Regions from separate parts of the Mus musculus genome. Here region 2 is linked to region 1. The links are chromatin loops, found by intact Hi-C in ENCODE. Cell type or tissue: heart. All regions are shown on one strand. Links, peaks and the distances in the headings refer to the core of each region. The heading gives the core; the rest is flanking DNA.

What was found. Peaks named below come from ENCODE experiments on the same cell type or tissue, not always from the same donor. Only the 100,000 strongest peaks of a DNase experiment are listed, where the experiment ranks them.
Region 2: it touches region 1 in a loop (2.0-fold over the local background); 14 of 42 quality-filtered maps call a loop at or near these places.

The regions. Positions count from the first base shown.
Region 1 is chr1:156,413,029-156,427,971 of GRCm38, reverse strand. Axdnd1 (axonemal dynein light chain domain containing 1) reads left to right here and starts at 7,057. Exons shown (of 26, transcript NM_001346967.1): 1 at 7,057-7,126; 2 at 7,442-7,637; 3 at 8,561-8,733; 4 at 9,635-9,738. The coding sequence starts at 7,544. In heart, for the core only: CTCF peaks have their summits at 7,126 and 9,590 (motif pointing left); DNase peaks (open chromatin) are centred at 6,831 and 7,091; H3K4me3 peaks cover 1,196 bases; H3K27ac peaks cover 1,103 bases.
Region 2 is chr1:156,467,097-156,482,039 of GRCm38, reverse strand. Soat1 (sterol O-acyltransferase 1) reads left to right here and starts at 7,712. Exons shown (of 16, transcript NM_009230.3): 1 at 7,712-7,892. It overlaps Gm39682 (a long non-coding RNA gene), which reads right to left and starts at 5,481. Exons shown (of 4, transcript XR_865657.1): 1 at 5,403-5,481. In heart, for the core only: a CTCF peak has its summit at 7,804; DNase peaks (open chromatin) are centred at 7,699 and 8,949; H3K4me3 peaks cover 2,644 bases; H3K27ac peaks cover 3,088 bases.

The sequences.
Region 1 (14,943 bases), core at 3,721-11,720:
GGGTTTAAAGGGGTGCACCGCCATGCCTAGCTGGGGTTGTTTTTAACTTGTCAGTAACTGCAGCATTTGGCAGTGTGGAAAATGTACCTGTTTCCCTTCTATTCAAGGGAAAAGTTGTTGATGTTGGCAGGTTAAGAAAGAAAGTACAATGTAGAAGTAATTGTATTTGTAAACATTGTTACAGAACTAATTCATTTATGATATGTAACTTGTTTTGAAAGTTAAAAATTATTCTTGTCTAAAAATTGAATATCACAGCTTTGTTTTTAGACAAGTCATATTATGTTTGAAAAGCACTCACTTGGTCTGTATAACCTAAAAAGATGGAATTTAGCCTAGTAGTGGTGGTCCATGCTTTTAATTCTAGCACTTGGGAGGCAGAGATAGGTGGATCTTTATGAGTTTGAGGTTAGCCTGGTCTACCAAGGGAGTTCCAGGACAGCCACGGTTACACAGAGAGACTCTGTCTCTGGAAAAGAAACAAAACAAAACAAAAAACAGAAATGGAATTTATTAGTTGTCAGGAGAGCCTATTTTAAAAAAAAATGACTGTTTTACACAGGTATAAGAAAATTTGAGGCAATTCCAGTTTCATGTTTGTGGGAGGGGGGTAATGAAACTAAAGTAATGGTTGTCAGCTTGTTACCTCAACCTATGGGTGGGGGTGTCAAATGACCCTTTCACAGGGGTCACCTAACTCTGCTGAAAAACATATTTACAATTAATTATAGTAGCAAAATTACAGTTACAAAGTAGCAATGAAATAATTGTATGGATTTAGGGGTCACCACACTATTAAAGGGTCACAGCATTAGGAAGGTTGAGAACCACTGCTAAAGTCATATGACTGTAGTAACAGGCCTCATAAGGTATACATAGTTTAAACTTTTATGACAGCATTTAAAAAACTAAGTTGTGGGTATTCCTCCTTGGAGGATTTTGAGTTCTTTCTCACTTTTCCTTAATAAATGTTTGTTTACTTGCTCAAAAAAGGGGGGGTTATTTGGGGTTTGGGGTGTGCTTGCCTACCACACACAGACTGTTGAGAGGCTTGGCCAAGACACATCAGTGCCACAACGGCATAAACTGGATAGGGTGATGCGCACTTGTAATCCGGATGGGGTGACAAGCTCCTGTAATCCCAGCTCTAGAGAGGTGGGAGAAGGAGAATCACAACTCCTAGATTATTCCTGGCTACAAAACCAGTTGAAGTTGGAGACCAGCCTTGGCTACAAGTGACCCTCTCTCAAGCCCCTTCAGGTAAAACAGACACAATGTTATCTACATAGGGCTGTGATTCTCGGTTGGTAGAGATTCTCTCCTTCCCTGAGAACACCAAGGTTGAGAGCCAGTAGGGAGGTGGCTGATGCAGGGGCTCTGGATTCCGACAGCCAGGGGACTTACAGAAGAGAGAGCAGGGACAGGCTGCCTGCATTACAGAGCCAGCTTTCCTCGTCTGTAAGATGAGGATGGGAGCTTCCTCATAGGGTTGCTGCAGAGCACTGGGCCTGGCAGAAACAGCCTTACTTACTTACCATTTTCTTAGTCTCCCTACAATTAAAACCTGAGTCTGGATTGCTACCTCTTAAAAACTGCAAGGTCCTGAGTCTTCCTGCTACTCTTAAAAACAGCCCCCTAACCCTAGGATTGTTGAGTCCACCTGCTTCTTGATGGGTTTGTGCCAGGTGCAGTGCCCCTGCCTGTCTCCCGAGTATCAGGCGGAATCACCACACTTATCTCTTACTTGGATATCTTTTTCCTTTTTTTAAAGATTCGTTTATTTTATGTATATGACTACACTGTGGCTGTCTTCAGACAGATTGGGTCCATTACAGATGGTTATGAGTCACCAAGTGGTTGCTGGGAATTGAACTCAGGACCTCTGGAAAGAGGTCAATGCTGTTGACCACTGAGCCGTCTCTCCAGCCTTTACCTTGTCAGCTTAACCTACATGGTCATGGGCAATCACTCCTGTTTTGTCTTTCCAAAATCACTTCAGGTTTATCTGCCTTAACATTCGGGGAAGGCAACCCGCTTCTGGAGAGAATTGCTGCTGTTGTTATGTAGGTATTGACACCCAGTGGTTAGAACCAGTGTGCACATTTCATAGCTGGGCCCTAGGATTATTGAGTGGGCGGCACCTCCTGAGGACTTCTGACAGCATAAGCAATGCTTTATAGCTTTCAGGGGCAGAATCAGTTCCTTTTCTGTGCTGTATCAGGGAGTCATCATGGCCTTGTGCATGCTGGGCAAGCACTGAGCTAGAGGTCCAGCCTTAGAATCAATATCGTACTTGAAGATAGCTCACTCCTTTGATTAATAAAGGTTCGGTGTCTTGCTGACTAGCGTTACACGGTAATTTCACGTAATTTCCCCCCAATGCTATGTACAACTATCCACATTGGCAAAGAACTCTGAGTGTCTAGGCTTTGGTGGCCCTGACACTGGAAGAGCTGGACGGTGTTGTGGGCAGTAGTGAGCGACACTTGTGGTTTGTCGGGCGCAATGTCCCTACAGCTTCAGTTCGGCAATGGAGCGCTAGGCCCTCTGTCAGACAAGACATTACATAAAAGCCCATTTTATACAGAGAATAAAGACAGCTGGCTGTTGAAACAGAGAGATTGGAGCCCTCCTCCACCTTCAACTCAACAGGAAGCTGAGATAGCAGCAGATAAAAACAATTAGCTGTAAGTTGGGAGGACCGTTCTGGACTCTTTTAATCCTTAGTGAACCTTTTTTTCTTGTGTAAATGCCTTTTAAGTTAATGCATTTGATTAATGTAGACTTGAGGAAAGGTGTATTATTTTTCAGAACTGCCTCAAATTGTTTTGTGTTTAAATCAGGAAAAAAATGGACTTGTCCTCCTTTCCCTGTGTATTTATTCTCTCTTTACACCGCCATATTGGCCATTTCTACTTCAGCATGCCCCGCTGCTGGAGCACTTTCCTTCAGGTGAGAAGATGGCACCCAGGGTCTGGTAGTGGTGTGTGTCTCATTGATGGGGAGCTGTACTGGTGTTGAGTATTGTTGAAACATGCAATACCCACATCTAGCCATTGGAGGTACAATGAATGTTCTGAATGCCCGAACATCAACGACTCTTGGGTGTGCAGAGAGCTGAAGCCCTGGTCTAGGCCCTGCCATTGGACTGTGCCTTCGTGTCTTGGGTCTGCATGTCAGGAGTCACAGGAGAAAAAGCTGTTTTTAAATTGTGTGTGTTCGTGTGTGTGTGATTAAACATAGCTTCTGGTTGTCTTACTTACTTTTTACTCCTGAATTTCAATTACCTCTTCCTGCAGATCTTTAATCACTAGTGTGATAAATTTGTTTAATATGCATTGTTCCCAGTCCACTGAAAACTTCTTAAATTTTGTGTTCATATACAAAATGGCAAACTACTGCGTATGTGAAGAATGTGATAAATAAATATATTTAGAAAAAAAACCCTTCAGTGTGTGTAGTGTTATGCGCTGTGTGCCTGTTTGCACCTGTGGGTGCATATGGAGGTCAAAGAACATTGGGTGGCCTGTTCATTTACCTGCTGCCTTGGTCCCTTGAGTCTCCTTAGCCTGGACTAACTCTTTGACTAGGAGGCTGGTGATCTTCTATCCTTATCACCGTGGTTACAGGAACACGTGTCCTGCCACATTTTTATTGTCATGAGAGTCTCATACTGAAGACTTGGGTGGCCTGGAACACCTTATATAGACCAGGCTGGCCTAGAGATTTGTCTCTGCCTCCCCAGTGCTGGGATTAAAGGAGTCCACTAATAGGCACAGCTCACATCCATGGGTGCTGGATCTGGCTTGCACAGCGAGTGTGTGTACCATTGAGTCATTCCCAGTCCCTAGTCCCTTCTAACAGACCCATTCATTCAGCATCTTGATCAGCTAACAGCATGGGTATAAAAGTCTAAAATGTAACCCCCACCCCACCCCCTACCCCGCAAAGTACAGAAACAGCAGAAAGCCCTGGTACATTCTTAGCCACAAGTACAGTCCTCGAGGGGTTCCTCCCCCTGTACTCATGAGTATTCTCTAAAAGATCTCAGTGATAGGCCCTGCCACCTTTACTGCCCTGGTTTGTAACCCATAGCTTCCCAGGCTCTTCCTGTTAGATTTTGTTTCCTGGAAGTAATTAGAACTGTCCACCACCACACCACCATCATGGCCACGTTAGTTATATGCCTTGGCAAAGTCTTGGGCTTTGCAATCACAGGGGCCCGAGCTGCTGCCTCTGAGGTTTCTATCACTGCCCAAGGCTGATGACTGATGACATTGCCAATGTAAAGGTCACTGCTGCTCCCACCACCGCTACCAGGTGCTGCCTCCTCCATTGTGCGGCTTGTACAGCTGCCGTTCCCACAGAGCTGCTGCCTGGCTTTCCATAGCCCTGCCCATGACCAACACCTCTGCTGAGCATATATATCCCTCCAGAATAACCAAGGCCGCATCCTCCACAACCACTATCATTAGCAAGTTTTCGAAAGAGAGATGGCCACCACTGCTGCCACCAAAATGGCCACGGGCAAAATTACCACAAACTACCTCATTGGAACCACCTTGGCTAGAGGAAGCACTGGCTATCTATCCCTTGCTCTGACAGAGCTATCTTCATTTCCTAGCCATTCAGTCTGATTCTGAATGATAATCTTATCTAGGATATCATGCTCAGTGGAGGATATGAAAACAAAACCCCTTCTCACTGTCCTGGCCAACCGTGATGTCAATTGCTTCAAAATCTTTCATGCTGTGCAAAACAATATGAAACTGTTCCTTGGAGCCCTTAATGCCACCCACAGAGATCTTTATTTCAGTTCTGGGTGCACCTGGTCTTTGAGAAATTCCTCTGGATAGTTTTATTTGGTCCCACCACTCTTCCTGTGTGGCCTTGCATTCACAGCTGCATCAGCTTGCTCCACAGTATTGAAAGTGACTTTCGAAAGGCCCTGGAGCGGTTGTTGAAGGTCCCTGTTCCCTCCCACATACTGAGTGAGCGCTCCCTGCTTGCACAGTGACTCCTCATCAGACATTTCAAAGCTCAGAGAGTTTCCATAGCTGTCGGGCTCTGTAGCAGAATGCCTAAGCTTTTCCGCTCATGGCTCCTTTTCTCTGGAGTGTTTGTTTGTTTTTTGTTGTTGTTGTTGTTGTTTTGTTTTGTTTTATGTGTGGCCTGGAACTCGCAAAGATCCACCCCTACCTCCCGAGGGCTGGGACTTAAGGAATGTACTACCATGCTTAGCCGATTTTATTTTTACATTGGGTTTCTAGATCCTGACTGAATGTTAATAGTGCAGGATGTAGAGCATCTTCAAAGTTTGTTTGTTTGTTTTTAAGATTTATTTATTTTATTATATAAATAAGTGCACTGTCACTGTCTTCAGACACACCAGAAGAGGGCATCAAATTCTATTACAGATGGTTGTGAGCCACCATGTGGTTGCTGGGAACTGAACTCAGGACCTCTGGAAAAGCAATCAGTGCTCTTAACTGCTGAACCATCTCTCCAGTACAAAGTTTTGTTTTTAAATTGATATAAACACCGATGCTGAGAACACAGCTTTGCACAAATATGCTGATCTCAATTAAAATTTAAGATTTTTTTTTCCTTTCTCATGTAGCCCAGGCTGGTCTAAAATTCATTATGTAGCCAAAGATAGGCTTGAACTCCTGATCCTCCTGCCTCCATCTCTCCAGTGCCGGGGTTACAAAGTGTGTTCCATCCACCACATTCCACCATTTAATGATTTTGTTGTCATTAAAAATGAAACTCAAGCCTGCAATTCTAACAGCATTATTTAAAACCAACATTTGGGGGCTGGAGAGATGGTTTAGTAGCTAAGAGGGCAGACTGCTCTTGCAGATAACCTGAATTTGGTTCCTAGAACCCATGTCAGGTGGCTCACAACCACCTGTAACTCCAGGGGGTCTGATTCCCTCTTCTCTGGGGCATCTTCCCTCACACACAATAAGCACATATACATAACCTAAAAGAATTAAAAGTATAAAATCAAAGTGAGCAGTCATGCCAACCGTGAGTGTGGCACACCCACAAGAGCTTTCTCTTGTTCAATCTACAAACTGTTTTATCAACGTCACAAGCCAGATGCACAGTCTTGGTTAACTTGAGTCCAAGTGGACCCTAAACCTTCATAAACCGACACCCCCCCCCACCCCCCCACCATGCTGTCCTTTGCCCCTGCACGACAATGAATAGCCATTTGATTCAATAAATGGACACAATCTCTGAAGAGATTTCTCCCATCTCCCTTGCACTGCAGGAATGGGTGGCAACAGTTAGGTCATGCAGGGTGAGCAGAGTTACTCTGTGCTCGTTTCCATAGGCGCGTCAATGGGAAGATTGTTGCCAACTACTGATCATGATGTGCTTGCTCCTACAATCAGTAGATTCTTTAGAGAGAATGCTAGAGAGCCGATGCTACTGCAAATGCAAATTGGGGCCCATTTCTTTCTTTGTAACCTCCATTAGCCTAGGTGAGAAAGTCCTGCTCAGGTATTTGTCTTCTCCTTCAGCTACTGTTGGCATAGAAAGCTACCTGACACTAAGATGAACCGCACTTACGAACACGAACTGAGTGCATAGAAGTGACTTGAACAACAGAACTAGGCTGTTTGCTAGTTTACTCCTCCTCCTCTCTTTTTGAGACAAGGTTGTCACTAAGTTTCCCTGGCGGATTCAGAACTCATAGATTATGCTAGCCCTGAACAGATTCAAGAGCAGAAGGTCTCATTGCTACATCACCCTCTCTGCAAGGGCAGGGCCCGGGGAGTCTCTACCGGCGCAGGTCTGCGCTTGCGCAGTCTGCACCCGGAAGCGCGGTTTCGAGAGCCTATCCCATTCCGAGACAACAACCCGATTCAATATTCTTCCTTATTGCTACTACCCATGACTAAAAACACACGGAAACTTCTAGAGAGTGTAGAGACTCCTTTTCATCTCTTTTCTTTTGACGGCTCTGCCGGAGGCGGCTCGGCCCGCAAGTTGCTAGGACGGGGGGGGAGCGGGGAGCGTGGGGGGGGGGGCAGAAATGTGCTGCGTTGCTATGACGACGCAGGGCGTTCCGGAAAAGGGATGGCCTTCCGACGCCAGGCGGCAAACACAACTTGTGGGTACAGCGGCCGGTGTCGTGCACTCCTACAGTGCAGTCCTAGGACTTTGCTGAAAGAACCGTGGGAGCCCCGCCCCACTCGCGCCCGCGGAGCTGGGTCGCGCTGACCCGCCCGCAGTCTGTAGGGAGGCGGAGCCTGACTTTCCCGGGCTGGGCCCTGACTCTGACCCACCCATACCCCATCTCTGTCATGTCAAGTTATCTTAGAGGGCTCCCCAAAGAAAGGAAACCACGCCAGATGAATTCTGAAATTCAGTCTGAACACAAACACTCAAGAGATCTCTCTGTTCATTTGCTTTGTTTTGCCTACAGAATTATGGACAGCTTGAAAGTCTGAACACGATTTTGATTTGTTTTTGAATTAATTTTTTGGAGGATTAATAGTTCTGAGAGTGATCCCAGGCATTGATTATTATGTCTCTCCACAAAGTGTCGGACACTTCGCTGACCTCCCCATCAACATCTGAGTCCAAACAGGCAAAACTCTATGTAGTCAAGGAGGCAAAAGGTAAACTTAAGGATGCCGTGGACAGAACCATTAGGGCTACTGAAAGAATTTGCAATCCGTTCTCCCTTTCTCCTTAGCCAGCCTGAACACTCACCAAGTCAGAATACTGTTTCATCTTCATTTAAATACTAATAGCTATATGAAGTTTGGTTGCTTCTTCTCTGACTTCAAGGGAGCTTTAAAAACATAGTTATGTGGATAAGAAAAACATAACTTAGTTCAATATGCCTATTTGTATAAGATTCAAGATGTTTTTTGAGATTCCTTAAGATTTCCATCCTTGGGGCTGTGTCTTGGAAGGCAGAGGCAGGTGATCTCTGTGAATTTGAGGTCAGCCTGGTCTACATAGTAAATTCCAGGCTAGTGGGAGCTACATAGTGAGACCCTGTTTCAAGAAAAATGTAAAAAGACGTAATGATAAATGTAGAACCTGTACCAGAATAAGAATCAAGGCAGTCACCGTCTCACTCTTGCTCATCAGACTGAGGCTATCTCCAGTCTTAAGGTCACAGAGCTTTTTGGGTTGTTTCTTATTTATATTTTGCTACAGTTCCATCATCAACTCAAGGAGGTACGGATTCAACTCAAGGACTTACACTAAGCAAGCACTCTATCCTGAGCTAGCTACCTATTCACTATTTATGTTGCAGGGCAGTGGAGGGGTTGGGGCTTGGGTTGGCTGTACACTCACTCTGTGTAACCCAGGCCTTTTACTTTGTATCTCTCTGCATGTTCTCACATCCCCCTTCCACTCTTCCCTCCACCCTTCTAGCTACTCCTGCTTTAAGTATTCTTTGTAGCTGGGCTCCTCTGCTAGAGGCACCCTTCTTGTTAGAAACACAGGATACTGCTGAGGCAGTCTGGGAAACTTTAACTCCCCGGAACACTCCATTAAAAGTTTGTCTTTCCTAATACTTCCTTAGGGCTTCCTGAGCTAAAGGAGAAAAAATCCATGGTGAACCACCTCAAACCCCTTCCTCCCCTTCAGAATGACTACAGAATCCCCGAGGAAGTTCTTCTCTCTCTGAACTATGCAGCTAATGCCGGTCCCTGTCCTGAAAGCTTACTGCCTGTGAAGAAACCTAAAGCCCCAAAGGTTTGTATATACATACCTATCATGTTTGGGGTCACAATCCCTTTTTTAAAATTCACTTTGTTAAGTGTTTGGTGAGCAGAAGTTGTGTTCAGATGATCTTTTAAAATGCATATTTAAATTAAAAAAAACCGTTATTATTAGTTCGTGTGTGAGTTTGGGCTCAGGGTCAGAAGACAGCTTTCAAGGTCTGCTTTTCTCTCTCCAGCATGGGCTGGGGGTGGGGGGAGCACAAGTCATGCATGGGGTTGCAAGCTCTTTCAGCTGCTGAGCCATCTTACCAACTACAAAATTCAAAATTCAGATCTTGCTGAGCATGGTGGCTGGCACTGATAGTTCTATCACGTCAGAGGCCGAAGCAGGAGGATTGCCACAAGTTCCAGGCTGACTGGGCTATACAATAAGATCCTGTCTCAAAAACAAAAACAAAAACAAAAACAAAAACAAAGCCAGGGGCTGGAGAGATGGCTCAGCAGTTAAGAGCTCTGACTGCATTTCCAGAGGTCATGAGTTCAATTCCCAGCAACCACATGGTGGCTACCAACCATCTGTAACAGTATCTGATGTCCTCTTCTGGTGTCTCTGAAGAGAGTAACAGTGTACTCACATAAAATAAATAAATAAGTAAATGTTTAAAAAACAAAAAAACTAAAGTGAAAAACTCTCAGGTCTCTTGAAGCGTATGTTTCCATTGCTTAATATTTCCATTAACCTGTTTTATGTAAACTTACCAGAGGTATTATTGATGCTCTCTCAATGTTCTATCTTTGCCCTTCTTTACGCATTCTGCTCCTCTATAAAGCATCTAAATGCCCTGATGTAAATAGTCAAATAAGTAACACTTCTTCACCCAGAGTGCCCTCTACTGGACATTTGTGTTTTTTGCTTTTTTTTCCCCCCACAGTGTGCCCTTCCACGTCTTGTAGATCATGTCTGGCAGCACCCTATTCGAAGGGATAAATTCAAATACCTGATTGATCATCCTGTCTCCCTAACAGGAGCTGGAAGGTAAAGGTGGAAGAGAGTGGGGTGCAGACATACAGATAGAATTATTTTCTCATTTTGTGTGGCAGTTTTGGGAGAAGGCAGAATGGCCTCCAGGTGTGGGGGAGTTGGCTTTTAGAATTAGTAAAAAGGCCAGAGGTTCTCTGGAAGTGGAGGCTGTGCTCCGAATTAACTTTGCTAGGTAATTAAGATTTTTAGCTATCTTCAATAGGAATCTCTAATATTGGACTTATTACTAGACCAGTCCACGATTGAGTTAGAATAACTGGTCACATTGAAGAAAAGAGAAAAATCATTATGACTCTATTAAATGACTAATCTTACTAAGTCAGAATACATAGTCTCTGATGTTCTTTTTGCCATAAAGTTAAAAAGCTTGAAGCAAGACAGCTTCACCAGTCCAAACTGGAAAAATGGCAAGCAAGGATGGGTTGAAAACATGTACCCAATTTAGCTTCCTTCTCACTTCAGTCAGGGCACTGAGCCAACTCACCTGTCAGCTTGTCACACGAATTAGCCATCATGCTTCTGCAGTGTTCTGTGGAGAGAACCTATGTTTTCCCTTCCCTAATAAGGTAGCTGTTTAGGATCAAACCATATGCTAATAAGTAGATCCTTTTAAGATACTATAAGGCATTTATTAAATTCTTTGACATCCAAATTTCAAATTTCTAAAATAAAAGTATGATTTAAATAGTGTGCATGGGAATGCACTAAATAATATGCACAGGGATATAATTTTCCCCTTCTTTGTCTTTTAAGAAGTTAAAGTTTTAAAGTTCCACAATACCTTGTCCTTGAGAATTAATAATCTGTTGACAAAACATATCAAATACTTGACTGTTATAGTCAGTATTAATGTAACATGGGCAGTGACAATTGTTTCTCTTAAAAAGCGGTTGTAACTAGAAAGCTTGAAAGGTTATTAATAGTAACATGTGCATAATTTATTTATTTATTAACTTAGAAATAAGAGAATTTATTTGCAGCAATTTATTAAGTATAAGTCCTCAAGAATTCACACCCTTATGTGGAAACAAGTAGTAACTGAGGACACTAAAAGGAAAGAATTTTACATGCACAATTTTCAAGAATACTAAAATATTATCTTAAACCATAACTGTTTTGAATATATAAAGAATGCGATTATATATCAACTTTAGGGATGGAGCCAAGAGAGAGAGAAAGAGAGTGCCAGTGAGGATCAGGTTATACTGGTCTTTATTCATAAACAACAATAAAACAAATAGAAAGTGAAATGGGATCGCATTTATTCACACACTCACTTCCCTCACCTCCAGTCTGGTATTTGTCGTAGCCTGGCTTCAATGGCTGCGCAGGCATGGCCCATGGCATTTCCTGCTGTGCTTCGGATCCCCACTGGAGCTTTGGTCCAGAGTTGGGGTGTCTGGAATCAGTGGGCTGGCTCTGGGGATGAGTGGTCTCAATGCGATCAGCTCGGGATCTGACCGGGTTTTAAAGTCTCTTTCAGCTCAGGCATCCAGCATTACTTTACCTGACTTTGGGCCTTATCACCTTCATTCACACACTCCAGGCTTGGGTTCCATGGTAACATTTTAGCCAATCAAAATTGAGGTGTTCACTTAGTCAGGGCATTTACCTTATCACATTTCACACACACACACACACACACACACTCACACACTCTCTGGGCTGGGTTACATTTGTCATTTCTTTTCTATTGCTTACATTTATTTCCATTCCATCCCCTGGAGCCTCAGAGAAACCAGAGCTACAGGTCTAGGTATTCCAGAAGGCTCCACAGGCTTGCAAAGCTGGGTTCATATACATTGTGTAGTGCGTTTTTGTGGTAGCTTTTCCATGTACAGTATGTATTTCGTTGGAAGATGCACTCTTTTAATATTGGTTTTAATATTGACCTCAGGCAGTAAGCCTGTAAGAGTTCCGGACTGTGTGATTATGTAGGGTCATTCCGCTACCACTCTCCCTCCAATATTTTATATGTGGGGTCAGGTGCGTGCTCCAACATGTTGTAACATGTGTGGTACCAGAAGTGGTTTCCTCTGCTAACACAGCAGGCCGTGTGAATCTGCTCAGTAAGCTTTGGGTTGCCCTGATGGGGTCTGAGTACAGGTTCCGGGGATGCATGGTTATGATAACAATGATGAAACAAAGTAAGTAGTTTATCATCCATATTGGGTCACAAATAGCATACAGCATAGGGTCTTAAGCAAAACATGCAATTTTCTGGTTCAAATAGCTTATTTGTAGTCAATCTATCATACAAAATTCCAAATGATGATGCACTATCAAAGAATATTTTCCTGAAAAATGTATTAGCTCTCGCCATGCAGCTAAGGTCATATCTCCGTCCGGAGTCATTGTCTCTTGACCTCCTGAGCGAGGGCCTTCTTTTTGTCATATTTCCTATAGTTGCTTCTAAAACATATCAAAGACACTTTTAATAGCATAAAAAAAGATGATCAGAATGCCGGGGCCTAGCAAACACAGAAGTGGATGCTCACAGTCAGCTATTGGATGGATCACAGGGTCCCCAATGGAGGAGCTAGAGAAAGTACCCAAGGAGCTAAAGGGATCTGCAACCTTATAGGTGGAACAACATTATGAACTAACCAGTACCCCCCAGAGCTCGTGTCTCTAGCTGCATATGTATCAAAAGATGGCCTAGTCGGCCATCACTGGAAAGAGAGGCCCATTGGACTTGCAAACTTTATATGCCCCAGTACAGGGGAATGCCAGGGCCAAAAAGTAGGGGTGGGTGGGTGGGAGGGTATGGGGGACTTTTGGGATAGCATTGGAAATGTAAATGAGAAAAATACCTAATTTTTTTTAAAAAAAAGAAGAAGATGATCAGAAATATGAGGAACCAAAATGTTTCTTTAACCCAGTGCCAACATGAGTACACTGGGGTGCATACAAAGTCTAGGCGTGCTAGTCTTCTGATGGTGTCCCACAGGCCACATTTTGTTATCTCCTCATTCCAATTTTTATTATTATGGTGTTGGCTTCTAATAGGCCAACCAAGTTATGTACACCATTGGAGTCAAAGTAATGTTTTTCCTCCAGGGTTAACTTAGTCATGATTGTTGTATTATCCATTGTGGCCTGTGAGCAGTTTATCATTAGATAACATCTGCCTGTTAAATTAAAATATGCTTCAGAAGTGTTAGACATATGTATTTGCTCCTAATTTAAAGGTGGCTTCAAGTGGTGTGTATATAGAGCTATTTGTCGTGTTAACTGATGACCACAGAAAGTGATCATCTGGTATTATGAATTCATTGCCTAGTTTCTGTGGTATGGCTTTAGTGTGATATCCTGGGTATGTGTTGTCCAGGAATGCCTGTATTAGGTGTATCTCACATATGCCTTCTGTGCAATATGATCCTCTTTCATTATCTAAATAACGTTTAGAAGTCTGGGGTCCTTCTTCCTAGTCCTGTTGTAAAAAGGGTATCTAATTCTCTCTCTACTGCTAGATTACTTCTATACATTTGGCACATAATTAAGTTATGGTTCTAAATTAACTATGATATTTCTGTTTATATTGCTACTTAAATACTTGCATTTCTGTATTCATGGTGTTTACCATGATGTGGAGAGAATCTATGCTTCTTGACAGTGCGTGGAGTGCCTGGCCTGTTTTCTTATTAATTTGCTGAATATTGTAGATTTCTGCCTTGCTGGGTGTGACTACTGCTTCTGCTACTGTTCCTCCCATCAAGCCTCCTAATAATGCTCTGGCCATAAAAGAACCAATAGCCAGTGCCTGTAGGGGTTTTCTGCTGAACTTTATTTGGGCTGCTGTATTGATATGATATGGTATCTATTTCTCCACTATAACTTAGGAGGTTTAAAGGCTTATAATGAGATGGAAATCTGGATCTTCCTGATCCTAGGGGTCAATATTATTTCTATTAGTGGTTGTCTATAATGTTCCATCCTCAAGGCCATGTCTGATACCCAATCCTCCCAGTTGGGCCATTGTTGTGTTTCTATTCTGGTGGCCCATCTTAAGTCAGGGTAATAGCTTAGCTTGCCAAACCAGGGTAGGTTCCGGAAGCTTGCTACACATAGCCAATTTGTCTGGTTCCATGTCCTCGGAGTTCTGGGTTCAGGTGGTCATATAATTCCCTGGCGCACCTATTTCCCTATGGTTTAGGTAGAGGGGGTGTGCCACTCATAAGTGGCTAAGGTATAGCAAATTCTGTACATTGGGTCCAGTTCATACTTGGACCCAGTTTACATGGTTTTGGTGGTGTTATAGGTAAGGAAGTTTCTTTTCCTTCTTCCTCTCCAGGCTCATATTCATAGTCATATACCAGTTCTTCCCATGTTAATGCTGTAAGGTTGAACCACCTGCCCTCTGCTTCACCTTCTAACCCTATGTGTATCAAAGTGCTTGTATATAATTGATGAAAGGTTGAATTTATAGCTAAATCACAATCAAATGTAGAATCTGTCTCTATTCCTATAGTGGTTGTTTTGTAGACTCCTGTAACAGTAAGTGTATTCTGTCTAACCTTTGATGGTCTATACTAATAATTATTAAAGAGTGCTCTAACACTAGAGGCATTAGGCCACACCTCATCAGAAAGACATTTTGTGGGATTTTGTTCATATCTATTTGTATTTATACTATCTTTTTGATCTAGCATATAATTTTTGTTAGGGTAGTATGGTGCTACCTGTTGTCTGAAGTGTTCACAGCCCTGGAACCAGAAATAAGTTACTTGGTCCAGACGTTGTCTATTCTTAGTTGGTGTGGTGCCCATATTCTATCATCTGCCCACCATCTGGGTATTTTGTAGAGTGGGTCTAGAACTTTAGGTCTATAGGCAGGCCATGGTATTTGTGGTTTGGGGGTGATGGTTGAGGGTGGAATTGTACTCACAGTGCTGTTGCCAGGTGACATGTATTCTAGTTCTGGGGTGTTTAACACTGAAAATGATAATGTAAGAGCACAAGCCAATGGGTGACATGTGGTTAGTGACATGCATAGCGCTATTCCTCTAGTTGCACCAAAAAGTGAATAGCCCATAATCCACTAATAAGTATAGGGTTAGCAATAACAATGTTATTTCCAATTCTTTCTTGTATTTGATCCAATTTTTACAGTATTTAGCCAGCAAGTAGTATAGTTGGTTATCAGGCTAGTAGTACTATGATTATATATTTGGTCACAGGGAAACAACAATAATAAGG
Region 2 (14,943 bases), core at 4,062-12,061, 54 kb before region 1:
TCCCCAGCCCCCTCATTTGCTTCTCATGTGGGTTTAGTTACTCATTAGTGCCACCTACCTTCAGCCTAAAGACCTCTACTTCTTGTGAGGTGAATCTGTTAGCAATAGACCCTCTCCGTTTTGGATAATCTGGGATGGGAATGCCTGTGCCTTTGGAGGTTTGTTTGGTTTTATTGCTTTTTTCCCCCCTGACTATAGAATTTTTGGTTCTCAGATGTTCTCTCCACTCTCCAGCTACTGGAATATGCCACCTAATGGATTTGCGGTCCTGTCATTTCAGATGAGCGTTAGCTACTGATCTTTTTCTAGCTTCCACTAGATTGCTGCTTTCAGAATTTTGTCTTCCAAGGCTAACCTTTTCACTATGTCGGCCTAAGTGTCACGTTTATCCTACTCAGTGTCTGGTGAGTAGCGTGGCTGTTTAGGTTCATGTACCAGATCTGGACATTTTCAGCAATCTGTCTTTTTGGCTTAAGTTGGGTTTTTTGTTTGTTTGTTTTGTTTTGTTTTTTAATTTCCCTTTTTCTTTAAATCTCTCTTCTGGAATTCTTAATATATGTATGTTTGGGCAACTTAATGGAAGGGACTTGCTTTCTTTTCATAACCCAATGGGGATTTTTCAATTCCACGAAGAAAGCTTAAGCAAATATCAAATTATAAGAGCAGGAAAAAAGGTCCCAGAAATGGTACCATTCTGAGATGACCATTTTTAACACTCTAGTCTTTGTTTTACCTCTTTGCATATGATACTTTACACACCTTAGGTATGTACAAATGTTGCCATTTTTTTCATTGATTCCCCCCCCCCCCTATTTTCCTGTGTGTGGTATTCTGTGGGTGCACATGTGTGGTGTGATTAATACAGTATGAGTGTGTGCATGTGGAGGTCAGAGGTTAATGTCAGGGACCATCCTCTGAACTTTGCTTAAGAAGGCAGGGTCTCTCAATCAAATCCAGAGTTTCTGAATGTGGCTAATCTGGTTTGCTTTGGGGACCCCTTATCTTTGTCTTCTGAGAGTGAATTACAGGAGGAAGGGTGTCAGGTCCAACTATCTTTATGCAGCCACTGAGACTCTGGTCCTTATAACTGAGTGGTTAATACCCAGTCAGAGACATTGCTTAGACCCTGATAATTTCCTTGGCTTTTTGTTGTTGTTTATTTGTTGAACAGGCTTTCTCTGTGTAGTCCTGGAACTGGCTCTGTAGACTAGGCTAGCCTCAAACTCAGAGATCTTCTTTGCCTCTGCCTCCTGAGTTGCTGGGATTAAGGCATGGGTCTCCATGCCTGGCTTTCTTGATTCTTTTTGAAAGATTTCTTTTTAAGTTTTAATTACGTGAATGCAGAAGTGCTGTGCATGGGTATGTGCACTCGAGTGCTGGTGTCCACAGAGGCTGGAGGCCATCAGATCCCTAGGAGCTGGAATTTCATATACTATGAACCACCTAACATGGGCTGAAGCATCTCTCCAGCCACAGATTATAAACTCAGGTTTGATAGATAGGAAAGCAGAATTCAGAGATGCCCTATAGCCCTCTTCCCTCCTCCCGTGTATAACCCTCTCCTTATCAAAATCCCCTCTAGTGGTACACCGTGTCAAATAATACACAGACACATTGTACTGGCTGCTTTTGTGTGTCAACTTGACACAAGCTGGAGTTATCACAGAGAAAGGAGTTTCAGTTGGGGAAGTGCCTCCATGAGATCCAGCTGTGGGGCATTTTCTCAATTAATGATCAAGAGGGAAGGGCCCCTTGTGGGTGGGACCATCTCTGGGCTGGTAGTCTTGGGTTCTATAAGAGAGCAGGCTGAGCAAGCCACGGGAAGCAAGCCAGTAAAGAACATTCCTCCATAGCCTCTGCATAAGCTCCTGCTTTCTGACCTGCTTGAGTTCCGGTCCTGACTTCTTTGGTGATAAACAGCTGTTTGGAGGTGTAAGCTAAATAAATTCTTTCCTCCCCAATTTGCTTCTTGGTCATGATGTTTGTGCAGGAATAGAAATCCTGACTAAGACACACATCCTTGACACCAATATATGCCGTTCATGTCAGCTCCATTCACTGCTGGGATTTTCTACATTACCCCACAACCCCCAAACACAGGGTTTCTCTGTGTAGCCCTGGCTGTCCTGGAACCCACTTTGTGGATCAGGTTGGCCTAGAACTCAGAGATCCTCCCACCTCTGCCTCCTAAGAGCTGGGATGAAAGGCCCCGCTAGAGACTGATAACTCTTCCACCGTGTATGTTAAGACATCTCTTTGTAGAACACAAGTGACACAGAACTTTCAAGATGACAAAATCACCAAGAGAAGGAGTGAAATCTGTGTCTGACCTGCACTCCAGGCCCTGTGCCTGCTGTTGGTTCATCAACTCATTAAAAAAGACTTAAGCAAAATACTAATGGTTTGCTTTCTTATTTTGATTTACTTATTTTTTGTGGATATAGGGTCTCACCATGTAGCCCAGGCTACACTGAAATGAGCCTGTTAGCCACTTTGGACTTCTAGCTCAGCCTCCAGAGCGCTGGTGTTATAGGTGTGAACTATCTACCACACCCAGATGATTAATTCATTCAACATTTAGTGTGTGACACACAGGTGTGGTTTTAGGTGTTTCCAAAAACTATAAACTGGACAGAGAACTGCAGCCCTGCAGGCTTGCTTCAGGGTCAATCAAGTGTATCTGGGTGTGTCTATGTTCCAGAGCACTTGGCTATCTCATTTTATCTTTCTGCTTTGGTTATTTGGAAACTGGTTCTCACTCTAGTCCAGGCTGGTCTGGAACTCATTAGGTAGCCCAGTCTGGCCTCTGATTTATGGCAATCCTGCCTTAGGCTTCTGAGTACTGGGATCAAAGGTATGCACCATCATACCTGGCTCTTGCCTCATTCTTTGTTTGTTTGTTTGTTTGTTTTTTACTTATTTTATGTATATGTGTATACTATAGCTGTCTTCAGACACCAGAAGAGGGCATCAGATTCCATTATAGAGGGTTGTGAGCCACCATGTGGTTGCTGGGAATTGAACTCAGGACCTCTGGAAGAGCAGTCAGGGCTGAGCCATCTCTCCAGCCCCCTTGCTTCATTCTTCTCACTTTTTTTTTTAAATTATATGTAAGTACACTGTAGCTGTCTTCAGACACTCCAGAAGAAGGAGTCAGATCTTATTACAGATGGTTGTGAGCCACCATGTGGTTGCTGGGATTTGAACTCTGGACCTTCGGAAGAGCAGTGGGATGCTCTTACCCACTGAGCCATCTCACCAGCCCCCCCTTGCTTCATTCTTAATTAACCTATTTTCTGTATATTTTAGTGCCCATGGTGACAGGCTTGAGCTGGGAAAGCCATTTACCTCCTATTCAGTGTCATTAAGTGTTCCTCTGAAGAACTAAGATGCTCAGTTTTTTGTTTTGTCCTTCTGTCTGTGTGTCTGTCTGCCTGTCTTTTTTTTTTTTTTTTTCTTTCTTTTTTTAGACAGGGTTCCTCCATTTCAGGGCTGGCCTGGAATTCCCTATGCAGACCAGGGTAGCCTTGAATCACCCACCTCTGCATCCTGAGCACCGGGATTGAAAGCAGGCATCAACCTGCCCTGCCAATGTTCACATATCCTTAAAGTCCCATTTCTACGTTGACTTTTCTGTAAAACCTAGCATGCTCTGGTAAAGGGGCTCAGAGCCCAGGCCTAGCCACTGCTCTCTTCCTCCACATTTATATTTGCTCTTCCTTCCTTCCTTCCTCCCTCCCTCCCTTCCTTTCTTCCTTCCTTCTTCCCTTTCTTTCTTCTTTCTGGTGCTGCGAACTGAAACCAGGGCCTTGAGTTTATTAGGCAAGCCCTCTTGTGAACCAAATCCCCAAGCCCTGTGCTTTTCTGTATTTGATTTTATTGTCTGTAGTAAGTATTCATTATTGATATGATCAGACAAAACATGAAGGCTAGTTTGATTGCCTCCCGTTCAGTTCCTTCAGGTCACAATAGGAGTGGCTTAAACATTAACCTGAGTGAAGCCTTTTCTTGCTCTTTCTCCGGGATATGTACTCTTATCTCTGTCAGCATTGAATCCTGTTACCTGCTTTCTAAGTCACATTCTGAATACAGCATTAGCTCCCGCAACCAGAATGCTACTTTATTCTGCCCTTTAAAATGTTTCAGATATCAGCTTCCCTATTCTTTGAGTCAGGGTCTCTTGGCAGCCAGGCTAGTCTCAAAGTCCCCGTGTTGCAGGGATAACTTTGACTTTCTGACCTTCCTGCCTCCATTCCAAGGCTGGGCATGAGCACCACAGTGACTAGGTGACACAGTGGGTGCTGGAGATCGAACGCAGGGCTCTTTGTACGTGGGGTGATCCTGCTACCAACTGAGCTACATCCCCAGCCCTCTCCCCATTCATCTGTCTCCTCATTCTTTCTGTCCCACTTGGCTGTTGCCTAAGCTGGCTCCTTAGCATCTCACCTATATTACACATCACCCTTCTAATTAATCTACCCACCTCCAGCTGCACCTCTGTCCAGTAAGGTCTTCTAAATCATGAGTCTCTCCTAACTTGGCATCCACTGCTGGCTCCCCAATGTCTATGGGTTTCTGAATCAGGATGTCTCAGACACACCCGCTTACTGATTCAGCTTTGTCTGTCAGGAAGTGCCCTGTAGTTAAGGATCCTCTGCAACCTACCTCTCTGTTCCTTGGACCTGGGCTGGCCTGGAAGTCCCTATGCATTGCAGGGTTCTTTTGTCTTATGGGTTTGGACCTTGTTTTCCCTTTATTTTGAAAATTCTTCCTTCCTTTCCCCCGACAGCCATTCTACTAATTAGAAAGTCAGGTTCAGCATGCTTCTTCTCCATTCGGTCTCCTCTCTAGCCCAGTCTTTCATTCTCACCACATCCAGAAGAGCAGCAACGGAGACAGTGGTTGCTAATGGAAAGCTTTGAAAACATGGACTTATTAAATACAATGACCCCGCATTAGGTAGGCACTGCCTCAAACATATTTTTTTTTCCCTGTAACATTTGTCCCACAATTTTCAAGTGGCTTGGTTAGCTCTCTTCCCGAGAGACAGTCTCAATCAACTGTCTCCAGGTTCTGTAAATGTCTTGGTTTATTGTTGTTTGTTTGTTTTGGAATATGATGAAGAGAGTCCCATCTACCTATGCCTTGGTCTCAGGATTAGGTGATGTGAGATTTTTATGGGCCAGTTTGGAAGGCACTTGGATTCTAGCCAGAGGCCCTGGAGTTTCTCTCCTCACCTTTATACTAGATGATATCGACACCCACCTGTTGCTCAAAGAAGTGACCTGTAGTTACCTCGAGTTCACGTTTCTTCACTTCTGCGCCTCAGGGAAATACCCTCAACTCTCTTACCTTTGATTTCTACAGCAAGCACCCTAATCCAGGGCCCGACTATGACCTACCCCGCACGCTTAGCCAAGAACATCTCTGTTATCTTGTTTCTTGTTGTTCCACTTCTGCTGTTCTGTGGAGATCCTTCTCTATATTCTATATAAAATAGGTAAAAAAAAAAAAAAAAAGAAAAGAAAAAAAATAGATGAAAACAAACAAGAAAACACATACACAAAAACAACAAAGCCCAGGTTGGCTGTGGTGTTTCTCCACCCCCACCCCCACTCCCTTCAATACCAGCTGAGGCAGGTGGATGAATGAGTTAGAGGGCTTCACAGTGAGGCCTTGGTTTAATTCCCTTCCTCCCCCAGGAACCCTTTATCTTCTTCCCTTTGAACTTATGAAAAAGAATCCAAACAGCAGGATTGGGCTCCTGCTCAAGGCTCCAACCTCTGTGTGCTCTACCCTCCCCCCAAGTGTGCTCCAGCCTCCTGCGCCTCAGAGCAGCCAGAGCCCTTCAGGACCAGGCTCATCCCACTCACTGTTCTTCCTGCCTGTGGCTGGGATTGCTAATTCTTCCTTATTTGGGTCTTAGTTCAGACTACCTCAGAAAAATCAGCCTTTCCTCTGTCTTTACAAAACGTAAGTGGTTAATCATATGCAATTCATGTCATCCAACTCTCTGTGTTCTTTTATGACAACCTGGGAAACCTTTAAAATTAATCATGGCATTCTTTCGCATCTTTTCCTGACCACTCTCTATTTTTTTCCTAACACTTATCACTACTTGCAATTGTCTTATTTTTCTCCCGGTGGCTGCTTCTGTTTTAATTCATGGTTGTGCCTTGACTCGTGCCTTGAAGTAACGGGACATTCAAGTCATTTAAAAAGTGTCCTTGGGACTAAATAATCAAAAGATGATTTGGATTGATTTAGGACATAGATAAAGCAGTTTAGGCCTTGGACTTCTCAAAAGCAAAGATATGAGTGAATTTAGGGTAAAGGTGGGTGAAAGAGAAAGCTAAACGGACTGGAGAGACACTGTCGGCCTGCAAAATTGAACTTCTGTTCTTCCTACTTCATCTTCTTTCTATCTTCCTTCCTTCCTTCCTTCCTTCCTTTCTTTCTTTCTTTCTTTCTTTCTTTCTTTCTTTCTTTCTTTCTTTCTTTCTTTCTTTCTTTCTTTCTTCCTTTCTATCTACCCTACCTACCTACCTACCTACCTACCTACCTACCTATTTACCTACAGGGTCTCTTTGCAAAGCCCTGGCTGTCTTGGAACTCACTATGTGGACCAGGCTGGCTTCCAAATCACAGAGATCCACCTGCCTCTGCCTCCCAGCTGCTGGGATTAAATATGTGCATCACCAAGCTCAGGAGCTGTATACCAGCTCTGTATTTTTATTTTTAACTGACTAAATGGAACAGTGAATAGGCAAGTGTCTCTACCAAGAGTCCCAATAGAAGTGAATTTTTAGTCCCAAATGTTCTAACTGGTGGGATAGGAGGAGGTGGAAGCAAAGGCAGTTGAGTGCTTCCAAATGCTATCACCAAACTGTTGACAGAACCATTAAACACAGTTGTCCCAGAGAGGGCAAAAACTGGGCACACCTGTGCAGAGCCCAGCTGCTCTAAGGCGAGCAGTGTTGCCTGCTATGGGCTAACAGGGGAACTCCTTTTGTGAAAGATCTCCAGAGCAGGCAATTCATGCAAGCCTCAGGCATTGTTTAGGGTATTTGACTAGGAAAGGAATGGTCAGCTGGACAGATTAGGGACTGACTGAAAGATTAACGAAGCCAGTTTAGCTGACACTGTTTTGCAGGCCGACAGTATCTCTCCAGTCTGTTTAATTTTCTCTTTTACCCACCTTTACCCTAAATTCATTCACATCTTTGCTTTTGAGAAATCCAAGGCCTAATCTGCTTTCTTTACCTATGTCCTAAATCTATCTGTATCTTTTTTTTTTTTTTTTGATTATTTAGTTCCCAAGGATGCTTTTTAAATTACTTGATTGTCCCATAATTTCAAGTGACTCACTTCTGTCTTATCTAAGTTGTGTGTTGTTGAAGGACAGACTGAGTCAAGTAGAATTTAGACCACAAAGCAACTTATGACAGGTTTTTTTGCCACTGCTTCTGTCTTATTCCTTAACGGTCAGTATCAGACTCCGCCTTGTCCCATCTCGCAGGCTGCCTTTTCAAACTCTAAGGAAGTTGACTTGGCCTCCTCGTAGCCACACTGGAGGAGAGTTGGGGTGGAGCCAGAAAGCCAGGTAGCTAGAGAAGCCCAGTGGGTACCCTAGATATGGGAGGGGGCGTGGCAGTGGGCGTTGCCGGACGCCGCAGGACCACCAATGGCATCCCGGAGCTCGGGGCGATGCGCGTGACGCAGCCGCGGGCTGGGAGGTTGGGGCGGAGAACGGGGGTGGGGGCCTGCGCTTTATCTTCCTCCGTAGCCCGGCTGGCGGCGTAGCGGGCCGGCGAAGGGACATCCTAGTCTCCGACCGTCCTGCGGCCGCCCAGCCTACCGCCTAGACCGCCGCAGCTGCCCTCCGCTCGCAGGTAACCTCAAGCTTCCGCTCCCCTCCTCCTTTCCTGACCAGGTCCACCCTGAGCCCGAGAAGAAGGGGACTGCGGTGGCGGCGCCGCTCCGGCTCTGCGGGCCTGGCCTGGGCCGGACTGTCCCACCCGGACGCTGTCTGCTGCCTGGGGAGGGTCCCGCTGAGTTTGGAGGGGAGAGCGGGAAAGTTACCCGCAGCCATCCAATGCATCCGATGACTGGCAGCCTTTTCATTATTAGTGATGGTTTGATGTCCCCTCCGAATCATGTGGCGTCTCTCAAGCCAGTCAGTAGTGAAGAAAGTTGAGAATTAGAAGTCATTGCACTCTTTGAAAAGCGACATTAAAAAAAAAAAAAAACCGCTCAGGAAATCAGCTTTCTTTCTTTCTTTCTTTCTTTTTTTTTCTTATTTTCTTTTTTTTTTTTTTTTGATGTGGGCGGAGGAAATGTATATATATATGAAGGGAAAGATGGCACTACCAGGCACCAGACTCTATATGGGCCAGGGAAAAACCTGTTTCAAGCTCATATTCTGTTTTTAAGTAGCGGGGGGGTGGGGGGGGATTAAGTGTCTGTCTTTGATCTTAAGTGCTAATAGACACGTAACTTAAGCAATATATATATTCAGCGGTTTTTTGGGAGGAGACATTGTTGTAAGCTCCAGTCTCTGCATTTTATATAAAACTCCTTGGTCACTGTAATACTTAAGTAGTTGCCACTGTGTCTCCCCCGCCCCCCCAAACTTCTTGCCTTCTTCAAGAATGCAGAATCCAACTTGAATACTTCTTTTTCTTTTGTTTGCTTTCAACTGGGAAATATAAATGACTTGGTTTTTTGAAAAGCCAGCTCAGGCGGCACAGGAGTGGGGCTTGCGAAGAGCTCTGATGCTGTGAAGAGTAAGGAGAGGAAACGTGGAGAAGCACACGGCTTAGCTTGTCACGTGCTTGGAACTGGTCAGGGGTTTCACGTTCTTTCAGGACTCAGACCCAGCTCTAGGCGCCTGAGCTCCTGCTATCTTAAAGGCTGGGCGGGTTCTTCAGGCTCTAGCTCTCCTTCCTTGTGCCTGGAAAGCTGCTTCTTATCTCCTGGACCATTTTCCCCGGGGGCCTTATTCCCCTTCTTCCGCCGCCCCCTAAGCATTCCTCAAATCAAAGATCACTTCCCGGTGGGAGCCACTGGTCAGTCTGAGCCTGTTAGCATTCTGAAGTCTCCTTACCAGCAGGAATCATCTGTAGTAAATAGATGCTTTGTTTTATAGTGAATTTCACGAGGTTAGTCTATCTTTTCTGTGTCTTCTCAGTATCTTGCAGGAATAGAACTAAATAAGAGTGTGGGGGGGGTGTCAAAAAAGGAACTTTGAGAAAAAACATTAACTTTAGGCCTTAACATAGGAGTGAGTGCCTGTTTCCTATGGAAGTTTCATTTGTCAGACAGGACTCTTAGAATTGTGTCCGTCCCCCCCCCGCCGTGTTGGATAACTAGTTATATTTAGTCATTTGTAAGTAAAGTAAACTCAGATGTATATAAAATTTGCTCAAGTACTCATATTCTTTAGTCTTGTTAATTGACCCTGTTCTGTTAGCTTCTTGAAAAAGTTGTAGGGTTGCCAGGTGAGTTCAAGGACAGCCAGGCTATACAGAGAAGAAACCTTGTCTTGAAAAACCAAACCAACCAACCAACCAACCAACCAAAAAACCTACAAAAGCCTCTCCCACCCCCCCCCCAAACCAAACCAAAACACCCCCTAAAAATGTACACATTATGCTTTGGACTGTTAATTTCCTCCCCTCTCTCCCTCCCTCCCTTCCCCCTGTCCTTCCCTTCTTTCTGTGGGCAGGATCTCATGGAGCCCAGGCTGTTCTAACACTGGGTAGTTGAGAATGATCTTGAATTACTGCTTCTCCTGCCTCAACCCCGCAAATGCTAGGACTCTAGGTGTGTACCACGGATTCAGGGTTGGATTGTACACTCTATCCACAGTGGTTTTTCTTCTCTGCCAAACCTCAGGGTGGTGTAGCAGTTACTCACCTGCCTAGGTACCCAGTATTTATTTGTGATACGGCTTTATCGGTTCTTTTGAAGTCTTTGTTAACTGCCGGGAGGCTAAAGTCGACATTTCTTTGGGACACGATTCATTTGTTTCTCTAATTCTTTCTTTTTGCCCTCTGGAGTCAAGTTAAGATGCTTACCACAGAACATTACACAACTTCCCTGTACAGATTGGTTTCTTACATTCTTGTCTAATCAGTGTGGTATATTTTAATACTATTGTGTGTGTGTGTGTGTGATTGGAGCTCCCTGGGTAGGGATGGCACACATATGTCACTGTAGTGAGGGTGGAGGTCAGAGGACAACTTGGTGGAGTTGGTTTTCTCCCTCTACCTTTATGTGGCTTCCAGGAATTGGATTTGGGATGTCATGCTTGTGTGGCAAGCATTTCTACCCACTAGGCCGGCGGGCCAGCCCTCTGGTTAACTGTGTCACCTAAAAGGAGGATAGTTCCTCTATACAGATCCACATCTTAGCAAATGGAGTGGAAATGTGTGTGGTGGCTCAGGCCTATTATCCCAGTACTTTGAGGAAGACGTAGGTGGGTCTGAGTTCTATAAGCAGTAGAAACCTGGGCTACTACTACACAGGGCTACACAGTGAAACCTTAAACAAATGACAAAGAAACCCCCAAACAAACAGACAGAAAAATCAACAATAACTAAGTCGTTCAAATGTTAAGTGAGTTAGTGGCCCACCTCCTGGTGCCCAAAACTATGGATGGTCCTTATTTTCCTTTCCTTCTGGGCCTCTTGTGAGAACAATCCTATGATCTGTTTTCAGTTCCTCAACACATTTTGCAACCTACTCCAATACATTTGCTCTTCCTGAAACCCAACTGTGCACGCAGTTAGTCAATCACCCACTTTAGCATATCACCACATTGTGAAATAGCTGTCCCAAGCTCCACCTTCTTGTTTTTTTTAATAAGTCTTATTATAAAACAAACAAACAACAAACCCTTGCAAATAAATATAACTGCCACACACACCTCTGTTCTTTCCGTGTGTGTTCTTTACTTGATTTCTTCCATGGTACTGATCCTGGAGAATGCCCCTGAATCCTCTCATTTCCCCACTCCCCAGCATCCTGTGCTCCTCCTTCTCCTTTAATCTCTTTGCTTTTTTTCCTCTTTGCTGTTAAAGTTTTAAATGCCCCACAAGCCTGGGGAAAGCACTTCATCATTATACGACGATATGCTTGCATCTACTGCTTATCGAGTTAGCTAAGTGCTATGTAAATAGTAGCCTACCTGGGAAACTTCCTGAACTTGTGCCTTACCCTCAGTTGTCAGTGCAGTGGTGCATGGCAGATCCCTATCTGCGGTGGAGACCTGTGCGTGCGCTCAGCTGCCCTTTTATACCTTGGCTGGCCTACAGGCACACAATCCTGGCCTTATCTAATTTTCCTCCTCCCTGTAATTAGCATAATGTTATTCCTAGCCTTTCTGAGTTGGCGAACTCACTTGGGATCTGTGAACAACTGCCTTCTGTGTAGCCAGCCACACATCTCAAAGACTTCTTCAGTTAATCATTTGTAAACTTATCTGATCTCCCTTATCTCTTCCCTCTTCATTTATTTTTCCAATAAACACGTGTCATGTGAGTCTTCAGGCCTTATGGCTTTGTACGTGAGCTCATTGCTGGCACTGCTGATGATGCGTGGCTTTGACTCTGAGTTCTGAGTTGATCTTCCTCAAGATAAATATTAAGTCCTTCTTTGAGAACATTAAAAAAAAAACAAAAAACCTGGAGACTGAACTACGTGCCTCCCACATGCCAGACAGATGAACCTGCTATTGAAGTTCACTCTGAGCTCCCAGCCCTCCCTTTTAACAAGTGTAAATTCTAGTGTTGTTTGAGAGGGAGAAGGAAATCAATAGGACTAGAAGAGGAAAGGGGAATAGCATGATGGGGAGATTACCACAGAGGTTAGTGGAGGGGTGTTCTCGTGTGTGTGTGTGTGTGTGTGTGTGTGTGTGTGTGTGTGTGTGTATGTGTGTGTGTGAGAGAGGGGGGGCACCTTGTATAGTGCCTTTGACTTAAGTGGCAAATGTGTGAAGACTTGAGAATCCGGTGTATCACAATTCTAGAGACAAATGGATTTATCTTGGATTATATAAGAGAAACTTAGCGCTTCAAGGAAAAACAAAAACAGAAACAAAAGAGAATGGCTGTAGTCCTATTAACTGGGAAGGAGATGACAAAGGTGGAAACGGACAGGGTGCCAGTAATTCAAGCTGGGTGTGATTGTGCACGACCTAGGATCCTAGCACTCAGGAGGATTGCCTCACACACATGACCAAGGCAACCCTTATAAAGGAAAACATTTAACTGAAGCTGGCTTACAGGTTCAGAGGTTTTAGTCTGTTTTCATCATAGCGAGAAGCCTGTGCAGGCAGATGTGGTCCTAGAGGGGGAGCTGAGAGTTTCCATCTCAATCTGCAGGCAACAGGAGACTGTACCACACTGGGCATAGCTGGGCATAGGAGACCTTAAAAGCCCACCTCCACAGCTATGCACTTCTTCCAAGAAGGCCACACCTCCTAATATTGCCTTTCTATGGGCTAAGCATTCAGACATGTGTGTCTGTGGGGGCCATACTTGTTCAGAGCATCACAGTTTCCTTCAGAGGAATCTCAGCATTCGCTCCTACTTATTGCTGCTCTCATCATTTCTGTGGGAGGAGCAGATCCTCTGTGGCTTCCTCTCAGCCTGTTAAATGGATGGCTTTTAAATAAATCTCTTATCAGTAGCCGAGACCAAATTGTTTCTAAGTTCTTCCTCTGCTCCCGGGCAGATGTGTGTGTGTGTGTGTATTTTTAGATTCATTCATTTTATGTATGAGTGTTTTTGCCTGTTTGCATGTGAGAGTTGTATGAATGCTTCCAGCCCACAGGGTCAGAAGAGGGCATTAGATGTCCCAAACCATACTTATGGATGGTTGTAAGCTACCATGTAGGTGCTGGAGATTTAACCCAGGTCCTCTCTAAGAGCAGCCAGTCCTCTTAACTGTTGAGCCATCTCTGTAGCCCCCATATCGGGGAATCTGAAGTCAAGGCCTCTACTTAGCACAGGAAGCACTTTGTCCACAGATCCCCAATCCCAGCTTTAGATCTTTGTTACATTTCAGGTTAAATTTCGCCTAGAATGTGAGATGAGGGTCTGCCTTAGCTTAGCCTTTGTCGAATGTCTTTTTATTCCATTTTGAAAAGTGTCAGTTGATTTCACTCTGTTCTGTCAGTCATCACTGACAAGAGGAACGCACATGACATTGTTACCACAGACACAAATAATTGTGACTCTGACTCAGCTCTTAGCCTTACAGCTTGTAGTTCAGTTACCACTGAAAAGATGAGGAATCTGGCCAATGGATTCTGCTGTCAGCAGGGTCAGCACAGAGCAGGGTCTGGGCTTCTCTCTCTTTCTCAGAGTGTGTGTGTGTGTGTGTGTGTGTGTGTGTGAGAGAGAGAGAGAGAGAGAGAGAGAGACTTGTGTTTTTTTTAAAGCCAGAGAGAGAGAGAGAGAGAGACTTGTGTTTTTTTTAAAGCCAGCTCAGGCAGCACGGGAGTGGGGCTTGCGAAGAGCTCTGATGCTGTGAAGAGTAAGGAGAGGAAATGTGGAGAAGCACACGGCTTAGCTTGTCACGTGCTTGGAACTGGTCAGGGGTTTCATGTTCTTTCAGGATTCAGACCGAGCTCTAGGCACCTGAGCTCCTGCTATCTTAAAGTGTTGTCTGGTAGAGCAATAAGAACAGTTAAGAGTTTCTGTTATAATTCTTTCTCACACATGCAGTGTTTATCCTTCAAGGCTCAATCAATCAATACCTTTTCTTTTGAAACCATTATCTCGATTACCCCTCTAGCCTCTCTTAGGTCTCTAAATGTTTGCCATTATTACCACTGATTTGGTAATCATACTCTAGGTTGTGGTTTCATGTATGGCTGTTCCTAAGAGCTGTAAAATTAGCACCTGCCTCCAAATTGGAATAGTACCAGCAGCCCAAGGACTGAGTCACTCACGCTTGCTCCTCTTAGGGATCGCTTAAGTAGCTGTGAACGAATAAAGATAGCCCAATATCCCCTCCTCCTTACCCAGTGTCTGTTGTAAAGTTGCAACAGAGTTAATGAAACCTGGCTTGGGGGGTGGGTAGTGCCCACTGTTAAGGCAGTAGCGGCGACTGAGGGTCATACTTGCAGCTCTCAGGCAATCACAGTGTAGGACACTACAGCTGACACTCAGTCCCTGTAAAGCGAAGCCAAGTGTACTGAGGGAAGGAAGTTCCTTTTACACGCATTTCGCCATTGCTCTTTCCGATCTGCTGCCTTGGAAGACACTTCAGCCACGGGGAGAATGGCCTATTGTGCTACAGTCTGGCGTGCAGCAGAACAGTTAAATGGTGGCTGGCAAAAGAAGGAGGTCCTCTGGCTAGGACTCTGAGGTCTGGTCTCATTACACATCTTTGTCTTCTCCTTCTCCTTCTCCTTCTCCTTCTCCTTCTCCTTCTCCTTCTCCTTCTCCTTCTCCTTCTCCTTCTCCTTCTCCTTCTCCTTCTCCTTCTCCTTCTCCTCCCTCCTCCTCCTCCTCCTCCTCCTCCTCCTCCTCCTCCTTCTCTTTCTTTCTTTCTTTCTTTCTTTCTTTCTTTCTTTCTTTCTTGTTTTGGAGCAGGATCTCTCTATATGCTATCCTGTAATTTGGGATAGATCAGGCTAGCCTCAAATTCACACAAAAAAAATCTCCTGCTGGGATTAAAGGCACAGGCCCACCATGCCAGCTCTTCTGCTGATCTTAGGGTTCATCTGCTCAGTGCTTTGTTCATTTAAGTTTTTCTTTGAGAGTAGGGCTGTGTCTAAACGATGGGCCCTTGGAACTAGCTAGCTATTTGATAAGGGCCAAGTTCTTCAAACTTGTTGCAATAGCTTATACTCAAGAAATCTTAAAACTGATTAGGACAACATCAAAGAAAGACAATATATCATTTTTAGTTTTTACCTCTTTTAAACAT